Regions from separate parts of the Homo sapiens genome. Here region 1 is linked to region 2. Evidence: chromatin contacts called from ENCODE Hi-C or POLR2A ChIA-PET data. All regions are on one chromosome and are shown on one strand. Each heading gives the region's core, a stretch centred on a gene start or an enhancer-like site at or near the end of the contact. The rest is flanking DNA. Distances are from core to core; before and after follow the strand shown.

The links. Hi-C counts contacts between places; a loop is a spot of excess contacts on that map. ChIA-PET counts read pairs that join two places held with the same protein, here RNA polymerase II (POLR2A). Pooled maps may share reads with other maps.
Region 1: a loop to region 2 is called in a map with no recorded cell type, with 12 times the contacts of the local background. The contact joins two enhancer-like sites. A Hi-C loop is called at or near these places in 2 of 37 single-sample maps with no recorded cell type and 2 of 50 pooled maps. POLR2A ChIA-PET finds 5 or more read pairs at or near these places in 2 of 52 experiments (BJ and activated B cell).

The regions. Positions count from the first base shown.
Region 1 is chr18:58,990,027-58,995,877 of GRCh38, reverse strand. No RefSeq gene overlaps it. Among named protein-coding and RNA genes, the nearest start is that of ZNF532, 130 kb to the right of the region's middle. Within about 2 kb of position 4,322, at least 9 of the 41 ENCODE cell types and tissues checked have a DNase peak (open chromatin) inside an H3K27ac peak, as active enhancers do.
Region 2 is chr18:57,831,509-57,837,138 of GRCh38, reverse strand. No RefSeq gene overlaps it. Among named protein-coding and RNA genes, the nearest start is that of ATP8B1, 31 kb to the right of the region's middle. RefSeq lists enhancers at 3,271-3,320, 3,361-3,450, 3,491-3,690 and a silencer at 4,068-4,362. Within about 2 kb of position 3,603, at least 6 of the 41 ENCODE cell types and tissues checked have a DNase peak (open chromatin) inside an H3K27ac peak, as active enhancers do.

The DNA of each region.
Region 1 (5,851 bases), core at 3,073-5,572, 1.2 Mb before region 2:
CTTCTATTCTAGCATCCCAGACCACCCCTTTCTATGCACACACCCCGCCGACTCTGACTTCTGTTCCTTTGTTCGTGCCCTGCCCTCTGTCTGGAGCAACCTTCCCCCAGCTCCCCTTCTGCTGGGCATCCTCATCTATTCCTACTTATTCTTCTAAGTAGGTGTTGGCTCTTCCAGGAAGCCCTTCTGGGCTTCCTGAGAGTAGGCTATGAGAGTAGCCTGTTCCCTCTGCTGCCTAATTGCTTTGCACACTCCCTTTACCTCCTCACTTTGAAGGTATCTATTTCTGTCTCCTTTTCTCTTATAGACTGGAAGCTCCAGGAGGGCAGGCACTGTGCTCTTTTAATCATCCTGGAATATTCTCAGGCCTTCTGGGTAGTGATTAAGAGCCAAAGCTGTTCCTTACTGGCTGTGTGACCTAGAGCAATTGTGCAGTCTCATTTATCTTATCTTGAAAATGAAGATAATTATAGTCTCTACACCTTGGAATTATGAAATTTAATATGAAGTATTAAAAGAAGGCCAAGTGTGGTGGCTCATTCCTGCCATCCCAGCACTTTGGGAGGCCAAGGCAGGAGGATTGCGTGAGTCCTGGAGTTAGAGGTTACAGTGAGCTATGATTACACAACTGCACTCCAGCCTGCACATCAGAGCAAGATCCTATGTCTAAAAAAATAAAAATAAATTTTAAAAGTACTGAAAGAGGCTGGGTGTAGTGGCTCATGTCTATAATCCCAGCCCTTTGGGAGGCTGAGCAGGAGGATCACTTGAGCGCAGGAGGTCAACCAGCCTGGGCAACATGGTGAAACCCCTGTCTCTACCAAACATTTATAAAATTAGCCAAGCATAGGGGCACACACCTGTAGTCCCAGCTACTCGGGAGGCTGAGGTGGGATGATTGCCTGAGGCCAGGAGGTCGAGGGTGCAGTGAGCTGCATTTGTGCTATGGCACACCAGCCTGGACAACAGAGCAAGACCCTGCCTCAAAAAAAAAAAAGGTACTGAAAGAGTTCCTGGCCTATTATAAATACTCAAGAAATACTACGTATTGTCCTTATATTCTAAATGCCCACTTACATACCTGGCAGATAATGTATATACCAGATATCCTGATAATGTATCTACAAGGGGACATTACAGTATCTGACCTTTTGTAGACCCTTAATAAACAGTAGGTACTGTGGCAATTTAGGATTTTTTTGTTATTGGCTTAAAGAAAAAAACATTAAGGCACACAAGCTGAAATAGTTAACACACTCTCAGGTAAATAGTTCCCTGAAAAAAAATAAAACAGATAATTTTGATCCAAGTTACAAAGGGGCAGCTTTAAAACAAATAATTTTCTAGTAGTCAAAACTAACTCAAAGATGAACTGGGGCTCTTTCAAATGACATCACGGTCTCCAGCCTTGGAGGTGCTCAGCTGTTTGTTGACCACGCATGAAGGCATTAGAGAGATTCAAGCCTTGTACAAATTACCTCTCAGGTCTCTAACTTTGAAATCCTCTGCATCTACCTTCAAAAGTATTTTCAGCCGGGCACAGTGGCTCATGCCTCTAATCCCAGCACTCTGGGAGGCCGAAGCAAGCAGATTTCTTTGAGCTCAGGAGTTCAAGACCAGCCTGGGCAACATGGCGAAACCCCATCTCTACAAAAAACAAACAAAAATACAAAAAGGATTTTTTTTTTTTACCATTAATGTGTTGGTTATTATTAAACACCTCTGAAAGTGTTGTCTAATTGAAGTAGACAATGAAATTTCCATGTAAAAATGAAAGCATCCAACTTGGAATATGTAGATAAATCAACAACTTGTAGGAAGAAGGAAACCGAATTTGGTGCCAGAAACCAGGGTTTAAGTCCTGGCTCTTACAGAAGCAGGTTCAATTTCCCTATCTGTAAAATTATGAACTCAGCCTACTTCACACAGTTGCATTGTAGTATGAACTTAAAGCTCATGATACAGAAACATTTATAGAATCCCGAGTCCTAAATAAATGTTTGTTAGCATTAGAGCTCCCACTGCCAAGTTGCTTTTTGGGTTTTGTTTTGCTTAACCATCTTTCTACCTTAGAAAAGGGTGAGAGAGGGGATTGAAAAAACTAGAGGTTTAGATAATTTGAATGCAGTCTGCTGGTTTCAAATCCACAGTTTGAATCAATGGTGGAAAGAAGATTCAGAGGGGAAAAAAAAAAACAACTTTTAAAAATACAAATAAAACAATATAGTGTAACAAGTTCTTATATCGTATTAGGTGTTGTACGTACTGTAGAGATGATTTAAAGTATAGAGGGGAATGTAGATTATATGCAAATACTAGACCATTTTATATCCAGGAATATCAGTGGATTTTGGTATCCACAGGAAGTGGTTCTGGAACTTTTCCACTGCCAATACCAAGGGAAGTCTGTATGAATGATTAAACAGAAAAATCTCTGAAACTTGGATTTATTCCCGGGTTAGTTGCTGATGTCATGTAGTCACTGAAAGTAAGAATGACATTGCTTTTAGAATTCAGCATTAAATACTTCATCTTTTTTCAAGTGGAGAAAAAATATAATGAGCAGAACCCACCTCCACATTTTAATCATTAGGAATAAAAACCACTTACGATGGTTTAAAAATACTACCTAAATAAAAAAGAAAAAGAGGATCTTACTTCTGGGTAATTAATAGCTCAAGATCCTTCTGTTTGTCCCAACCCCTAAGAAAAAAAAAATTATGACTAATCAAGGCTCAAGGAAGCTCAGTCATTTTACAAAAATATTTTAGGTACCTGTTTTGTTTTTTGTTTTTTGTTTTTTGCAAGCAGTTTGCTGGGCATAAAAATAGGACATGAAAATAAATAATGCCTTCGTTTCCTGAAAGCAGGCCTCTAACGTTTCCGGAAGCAGCAGCAATCAACCGGCTGGTGCTATTATTTATGACACGGTCACTTTATTCAAGTAACTATTAAAAAGGAAAGGGCATTCGGGCTCCCATCACTTGGCAATGGGTTTGAGAAAACAAGGATCAGTTTTGACTGTCCAGAATAAGGATCAAAGGGGAAAATATAACTAATACCCACTGCTCTCAGGCCGCAAAAGGAAGAATGCCTCTTGCAATGAGAGGAAATGGCAGTTTCAGATTAGAAAGCAAGCAGAGAGTTCATGGAAAATCTTAGAACATTCTTCCAGGGGATGGCAGACACTTAGCACATAAGCATATCATGTCAGGCAGTGATAAGTGCCAGGGAGAAAAATAATGGGAAGCGGAGATGGAGAGTGGCAAAGCAGGTGTGTGCTCAGTGGGGTGGGCACATTTCAGTAAGGGAATTGGGGAAGGCTCTCCAGGCGGGGGACTTCTGCATGGACCGGATGTGAAACATGTGAAAAACCCTCATGAGAACTGGGGAAAGAGCATTCCACGAGAAGGAAGAGCATGTGCCAAGGTCCTGTAACAGGAATATGAATCGTGGATAGGAACGAAAAGGAGTGACATGGGAGTAGGGGGAAGTGATAGGAGGTGAGGTTAGATATGGTGACGGGAGCAGGGAGGTCTTCCGGGGCTGGTCTTATAGCAATTGAAAGGCACTCGCTTCCATTTATTTTGGTCTCTTCTGAAACAACAGAGACTGGCATGTTGTTTAGCTGGTGTCTTATTCAGAGGGAACCAAGAGTCTAAACTTTAGGTTCTCCCCATGATGTTGGCACTGCTTGTGTCCAAGACATTCAGTAGTTCCTTAAAGACAAACTGACTTCCCTCACCTTGACAAACAGTTCACAAGTCTACTCTCAATTCAGAGTCACCACGGCCATTGCCACTATGCTGCCATCACGCCACCAGACAAATGGTGTTGAACTGGCCCGCTCCTTTGTATCACCTACTGAAGAGTCGAGCAGGAGCATAGTTTTGGTCATCCCGTGCCTGAAGTTAGGCTGCTGGGAGTCAGGGTGAGTGACCTTCTGGATTCTGCAGTGGGAGGTAAGATCTATCTCTTGCCAAGATTCATACAATGGCAGGTACCCCCAACACTGGAAAGGGAAGTTCAGGTGCTGAACTGGCAAAGTAGAGACATTCATTACTCCTGCTTACAGATGCATCTGTTTCCACCTTGGAAAGGGTGGAAGATGTTGCTCTACTTCCCGTTAACTCTTGTCAACATCACACCATCCTCTCTGATCAGCGGACCTGTGCCTACCTTGTTCTTTTTTAAAAAACAAATAGCATTTGTTCTCCAAAAATAACCAATCCAATTAAGCATGACATGACCTGAAGGTCAGGAAATGACTCATGGACTCAGGGGCGAAACCCACACTTTCTGGAACTGAGTTGGACTTGGAGGTGTGCTATGGTGGACTCTAATTATAGAACTCCCCCGGGTGAAAACATGGTCTTGCCAAGGATTGTATTTGCAAATAGATCTGCCATGGTCATGTAATGTACAGTTCTAACTATAAGAAAAGCTCAAGGATAAAGCAGCTTGCAATAAAATAGCACAGCAAATTTAATAATCAGTTCCCTTAAATACTGGGAAACATTATAAATAGCGCTACGTGATGAGTCAGAACTAACCTCATAAATTGAATTTAGAAACTGGTAAGGAATATCTTCTGGGAAATGTGATTCTGTTTCCTTGCATAAAAATAACCACTAGGGAAAAGGTATAATTCCAGGAGAAACCTGGCAAGGTAATTAGAAAGGGTAAATGTAGAATCTGAAGTACCGTATTCCATTGGAGAGCCTGCCTGTAGGGGACAAAATGCATGTTGACAAAACAGGCATAGAACACGCACTCCTGAAAGTGCATGCCACGTGTCAGTGATCATTATAACCTCCCACTCGGAAACCCAGATCCTTCATCCACCCTTCTTTGTCCTGTTTTGTGCCCAACACACGGACATCTATAGACTATTACTGTGGCTGCCTTGTCATCTAGCTTGTATTTAGCTTTGGCAGGTGGGAGGTGCGGGCAGGAAATCTTTGAGTGTGATGAGAGGGCCTCCTGGTGATTCCGCTCCCCACACCTTCCTGGCTTCACTGTGGCTCTGGCAGTGGCTCTTCCTGAGTGCCCTTTTCCCACAGCTCCAGCTTCCACCCCTACTCAGGCTTCTCAGGCCTTGTTCCAGCACACAGCTCTGTGTATAGTCCCTTCCTTAATTTCTTGAAAGTTAAACCTTTTGCAGTGTGCTGCACTGCATTCTGCTGGGACCTTAATTGAAACAGGATCTAGGGTACCCCCAAATCTAGATTTCCAAAGAAGGCAGCAAATATAAATGAGCAAATGCCTAGAAAAATGTAGGCTAAGATCATTAAAGTTTTATCCAATGTATTGAATCGTTACTAAAACATTCAAAATCCATTGGGACTGTGAAGAAAAAATGGATGTGAAAAGAAAATACTCTGAAAAGACTGAGAGTAGCCTAGTCTCAAATTCAGCCTTATACTCAAACCATGTGAACTGAGGCTGGGCTGTTCAGAATGGGTTGATTGGGGGTAACAGTGACTATAGAATGACAACTGGCTACTCCAGAAACTTCTAGTAGCATGAAGAGAGACTTTTCACAGAAATATGGGCATTTCTTGCTATAAATTTCCCTCTTGGAATGGCTTCTGCTGCATCCCATAGGTGTTTGGTACATAGTTGCTATTTGTCTCAAGATTTTTTTGATTTTCTTTTTTATTTCTTCTTTGACCCATGTTGTTTAATTTCTACTTATTTGTGAATTTTCCAAGATTTCTCCTGTTACTGATTTCAAGTTTCACACCATTGTGGTCAGAAAAGATACTTAAGGTAATTTTGATCCCCTGAAATTTGTTTAGATTTGTATTGCAGCCAAACATATGATCCATCCTGGAGAAAGTTCTGTGTG
Region 2 (5,630 bases), core at 2,354-4,853:
ATACCCAGAGAAATTGGTAAATTTCAAAGAGGTGGCTTTGAACTCACACTTAAATGCCATGTCTGCTGAAACAAAAAGAAGGGTGTAGGGAAAGTTGATTATGCTCAGGAAAAACTGGCAAATAAGAGTAAGATTTGTTATGGAGATTTAAGTCAGTGCCTTCTCCATCAATAAAGGATAACTGTCTCCAGTGACTTAGAGTCATCCTGTCCTCCTGGGGTAATGTGGATGATAAGGTAACTTCCACTCTGTTTTCAGAGCTTCTCCTGTGGTTGCAGTTTCCCAAAATAATCAGCTCAAAATAGAGAGGGGAGAGGAGAGAAAGAGAAGGAGAGTTATCATAAGGAATTGGCTTATGTGATTGTGGAGGCCGAGAAGTCCCACCATCTGCCATCTGCAAGCTGGCAGCTGGGGAAAGCCAGGGGTATCATTCAATCTGAGTCCAAAGGCCTGAGAACCAGGGGAGCTGATGATGTAAACTGCAGTCTGAGGGAAGGAGAGAGTGATATTCCAGCTCAAGTCATCTGGCAGAAAAGAAGGACCAAATTCAGGGCTGGGCGAGGTGGCTCACGCCTGTAATCCCAGCACTTTAGGGGGCCGAGGCAAGTGGATCACTTGAGCTCAGGAGTTTGAGACCAGCCTGGCCAATATGGTGAAACCCCATCTCTACTAAAAATACAAAAATTAGCTGGGCATGGTGGCATGTGCCTGTAATCCCAGCTATTTGGGAGGCTGAGGCGGGAGAATCGCTTGAACCTGGGAGGCAGAGGTTGCAGTGAGTTAAGATCGCACCACTGCACTCCAGCCCGGGTGACAGAGTGAGACTCTGTCTCCAAAAAAAAAAGGCCAAATTCTCCCTTCCTCTGCCTTAAAGCCCTCAACAGCCCATTGAGGAGGGTGATCCACTCATAGACAGAATTGGAAATGACGTTTTGCCAAGTATCTGGGAACCCCATGACCCAGTCAAGATGAAACATAAAATTAACCATCACAAATGCTAATGATCAGATATAAAACGGGAAGTGGGGTAGGGAGTACTTAGAGGTGGGGGGCAACAGTTGTCACTGCAAACAGGATGGTCAGGGAACCTGGCCTGAGACAGTAACATGTAGATCTGAAGGAGAGAGTAGGGGGCTTGAGAAGGGAAGTAACTCACCCATGACCCTCACCCTTATCCACTAACTCCTAACTCTGTGTTCTCTCCCTGATGATAGCTGGTTGTTTTATTTTCATAAAGTCGTGAGATGTTAGAGATGGAAGTGACCACTGGGGATGGCCATAAGTTTCACTGAAGATCCTAAGTCTATTAAACAAAAAATTGAATTTTTGTGGCAACTCACATTGATAGTGGTGGCTTTCTGGAGCATGGCATAGAGCAAGATCCAGAGGTTAGGTCTGGGTTCAGAGCAAAAAGTGACATTTTCCCCAAGTTCAGCAGGAGGATGGTCACATTAGACAGTCGGTGGCCCATTCCTCTTCTAGAGTGACCCTCCCATTACACGATGAGGACATAGGCAGCTGGAGTGTAACAGACAGGAAGTGGCTGGATTTTCAAAATGGTCTTTAGCATGAACACTTTTATGCCTTCACTGTCTCCATTATTGACTAAAGGAAAGTAAAAGAAATGGAGGAGGCCGGGCGCGGTGGCTCACACCTGTAATCCCAGCACTTTGGGAGGCCAAGGTGGGTGGGTCACCTGATGTCAAGAGTTCGAGACCAGCCTGGCCAACATGGTGAAACCTTATCTCTACTAAAAATACAAAAAATTAGCTGGGCCTGGTGGCAAGCGCCTGTAATCCCAGCTACTTGAGAGGCTGAGGCAGGAGAATAGCTTGAACCCAGGAGGCAGACGTTGCAGAGAGCCGAGATTGAGCCATTGCACTCCAGCCTAGGCGACAGAGTGAGACTCCGTCTCAAAAAAAAAAAAAAAAAAAAAAAAAGAAAAAGAAAAAAGAAAAAGAAATGGAGGACTCCACTCTTGGTTACAATGAAAAGAGTCCCCGCCTCCCAAACTTGCAGTTTCTCTCAGGCAACCATTTTATTCCAGGGCTTGGCCAGGTCTCCAGAAATGTTATTTTTCTCTTCTTCTTTGTGGATTCAGCCCAGGGAGGAAAGGTATAATTGCAACCCCACACCCACAAAGATGCTCCTTGGACTTGGATAAAAGAGCACAAGACACCGTTTTTATCACTTAACCCGGTAAAAGAAGATACCTACACAGATCACCAGGACCACACAGTAGGAACAGAGGCCCCCCTTCCCTTGTGCTGCCCAAGTTCCTAGAGGGATCTGAATGAAGCAACTGTTTAACTAATGCAACCATGTTTAAAGTTCCCAAGGGATCCACACTCTTTAAATGATGCATAAATTGAGTCATTTTGTAAAATACAGTACCTTGATTTATTTGCTTAGTAGCTTTTAGTTTGTCTACTAGGTTTCTCTAAAGAAGAATACAAATGTATTTAGGCATAAATTGTTTTCAATCATTTTCTTGGTGTCTACATTACCCTCCATGTAATATATTAGGGGTTCCTAAGCCACAAATGGTATGATTGAAGGTATAAAAACTTGAAGCTCATTGCAACCTTAAACTCCTGGGCTCAAGCAATCCTCCTGCCTCAGCCTCCCAAGCAGCTGGGACTACAGGTGGGTGTCACCATGCCCAGCTAATTTTTAAAATTTTTTGTAGGAGGCCTTGCTATGTTGCTCAGGCTGGTCTTGAACTCCTGGCCTCAAGTGATCCTCCCACCTTGACCTCCCAAAGTGCTGGGATTACAGGCATGAGCCACCGTGCCCAGCCCCCATCTCTTTTTAATACACTAGAATTATGAAATGACAGCAGAAAGAATTCACCTTCTAGTTAGCAGTTGGATCAAACAAGTAAAATAATTTGAAGATGAGCAAAAGGAACCTTGTTATTTTTGACTTAAATGTTCTTGAGAACAAAAATGATGATGCCAGGCTTCAGAAGATGGCCCCTTAAGGGTTTAATGGTTGAAAATCATCCTCACTTTCCTACCCCTTTCAACACACACACACACACACACACACACACACACGCACGCAGTGTTGGGCTCAGTGACACCACATAACAATAGCAACAGGCTTAAGGACAGTGCAAGCACAGGTGCATCAGGCTACTGTCGGGAGAAGGGAAACTAGAATATGCACCGAGAATAAAAAATGGCTTGGGTGAGTCATCAAACAACCCTGTCAAAAAGCAGGATGTCTGATTTCACAGCCTCCATTGCTCCCTCCAACACCACATGGAACATGAACTCCAAACTGATAAAGTCTCAGGCAGGTCAATCACCTTCTACTCAGCCCCAGTGTGAAAGAGGAGGGACTCATATGGAAAAGCCTGCTCTAAACACAGGCTTATCTGTGTTGCAAGATGATGAAACATTACAGACTTAGGGAATTCATTCTCAGGTGAGAATTCAGTAACTGGCACTGGGGGTTGTAAAATATACTGGCCATGAGTCCCTTAGGTAGTCGAAGGATAAGACGACCAAAGTCTAACCTGAGCCGATGTTACTGACGTGAGTGTCAGTACATGCATCTGAATCTTACTCTGTCAATTTTCAAGAAAGGAAATGAAAGTAAAAGCATTTGTCACTTGAGGAATTTCTCTGTATGCATGATTATCATTTGTTGCATTTCTCACATATTTAAAGTTGCTTTTGAGCCAAGCTATGAAGTGAGTAAAACTTGACTTTTGTTTCTTGATTCCTTATTTTCTCGCCTCATATTTTTTTTTCTTTTGACAGTTAAATTAGTTAGGATACTAGTTTCACTCCTACTACAGAGAGAGTGGCCCCAAATAATACTGATTTAAGTGAGATGAAGGTTTATTTCTCTGACACAAAAAAGTCCAAGCTAGTATGCCGCTACCAGTCATACCAGGAATAGTTTTAGGGACTCAAATGCTTACCTAGTTACTTTGCAATCTGCAACATATGCTTTTTTCATCTTCTCTTGGTGCAACATGGCTGCTCCTGATCCTGCCAATTCATCTGTATTCCCTCCTGCAGAAAGAAAAGAACGGGCACGGGGCATGACTTGAAAGTTGCATGTATCACTTCTGCTCAAGCTCCATTGGCCAGAATGTAGTCCTACACCCACACCAAACTGCAAGGGAGAGATATTTTAAAGCACAGAGTGGTGATTTGGGTTCAGAATGAAGACCCTGAGTGATTTGGAAAAGGCTACATCTGTTCACTATGTGATAAGTTGGTGATTAATTCAAGGCTATACTGAGGAGGAGAGCCAGGAGGCCTGAGTGCACCAAAAAGATGCTGACAGATTCAGTGGTGATAGGAAGTGACCTAGGGCCTGGAGAGAAACTAGGGGACTCCCAGGAAAGCTGGCTTGTGGTGATATAGGAGGTAAAAAGGAATTACTTAGGGAGATAGCAAGGGCATGGGAGTCCTTGGTAGGGCTTTCCTTTTAATGAAAAGCAGCCCCAAATAATTTTCTAACAAAGAGCAGCTGATAAAAGTTGAGCTGCAGACATAGACAAGCAAGCTGGCAGCTTGCTGCACAGATGAATGCCAGCAGGAACTAAGGACTAGACCTTTTCAAGATGGTGGCTCCATCTTGCCTTCTCTGCCAGCCACGTGTACGGTAAGAAGCAGATAATATGGCCCCCATCAACTGGAAAGTCCATTTGCATAAGAAGATTAGGGTAGGGCGACAAGCCTTCCCAGAGAGCTTTGTAAATGTCATACATGATGGAACCAATCTGTGAGGCCTAGTAAATCAGACAACACCTCCTCAAACTGGACTATAAAACTCGGTGCGTTCTCCACCAGCTGGTCCTTTCTGCTCAGAGACTCCTTCTGAGAGGTGAAGCCAGCTGGACTTCCTGGGTCGAGTGGGGACTTGGAGAACTTTTCTGTCTTAGAAGAGGATTGTAAAATGCACCAATCAGCATTCTGTAGCTAGTAAGAGGATTGTAAAATACACCAATCAGTGCTCTGTAAAAATGCACCAATCAGCACTCTGTAGTGAGCAAGAGGATTGTAAAATGCACCAATCAGTGCTCTGTAAAATGCAACCATCGGCAGGAGTCTAAAAGTAGGCAATCGCGGGGAGGATTGAAAAAAGGGCACTCTGACAGGACAGAAACAGAACATGGGAGGGGACAAATAAGGGAATAAAAGCTGGCCACCCCCCAGCCAGCAGCAGTAACCCGCCTCGGGTCCCCATCAACGCTGTGGATGCTTTGTTCTTTAGCTCTTCACAATAAATCTTGCTGCTGTTCACTCTTTGGGTCCGTGCCATCTTCAAGAGTTCTAACACTGCAAAGGTCCATGGCTCCATTCTTGAAGTCAGCGAGACCACAAACCCACTGGCAGGAACCAACTCCAGACACACTTCCTTTAAGAGGAAGCTGTTTTTCTTTCTCTTCTCTTCTAACTGTTAAACCTCCACCCCTAAACTCCTCCTGTGTGTCTGTGTCCTAAATTACTCTGGTACCCGACAATGAACCCCGGGTTTTTTTGTTTTGTTTTGTTTTGTTTGAGATGGAATTTCGCTCTTGTTTCCCAGGTTGGAGTTCAATGGTGCAATCTCGGCTCACCGCAGCCTCAGCCTTCCAAGTTCAAGTGATTCTCTTGCCTCAGCCT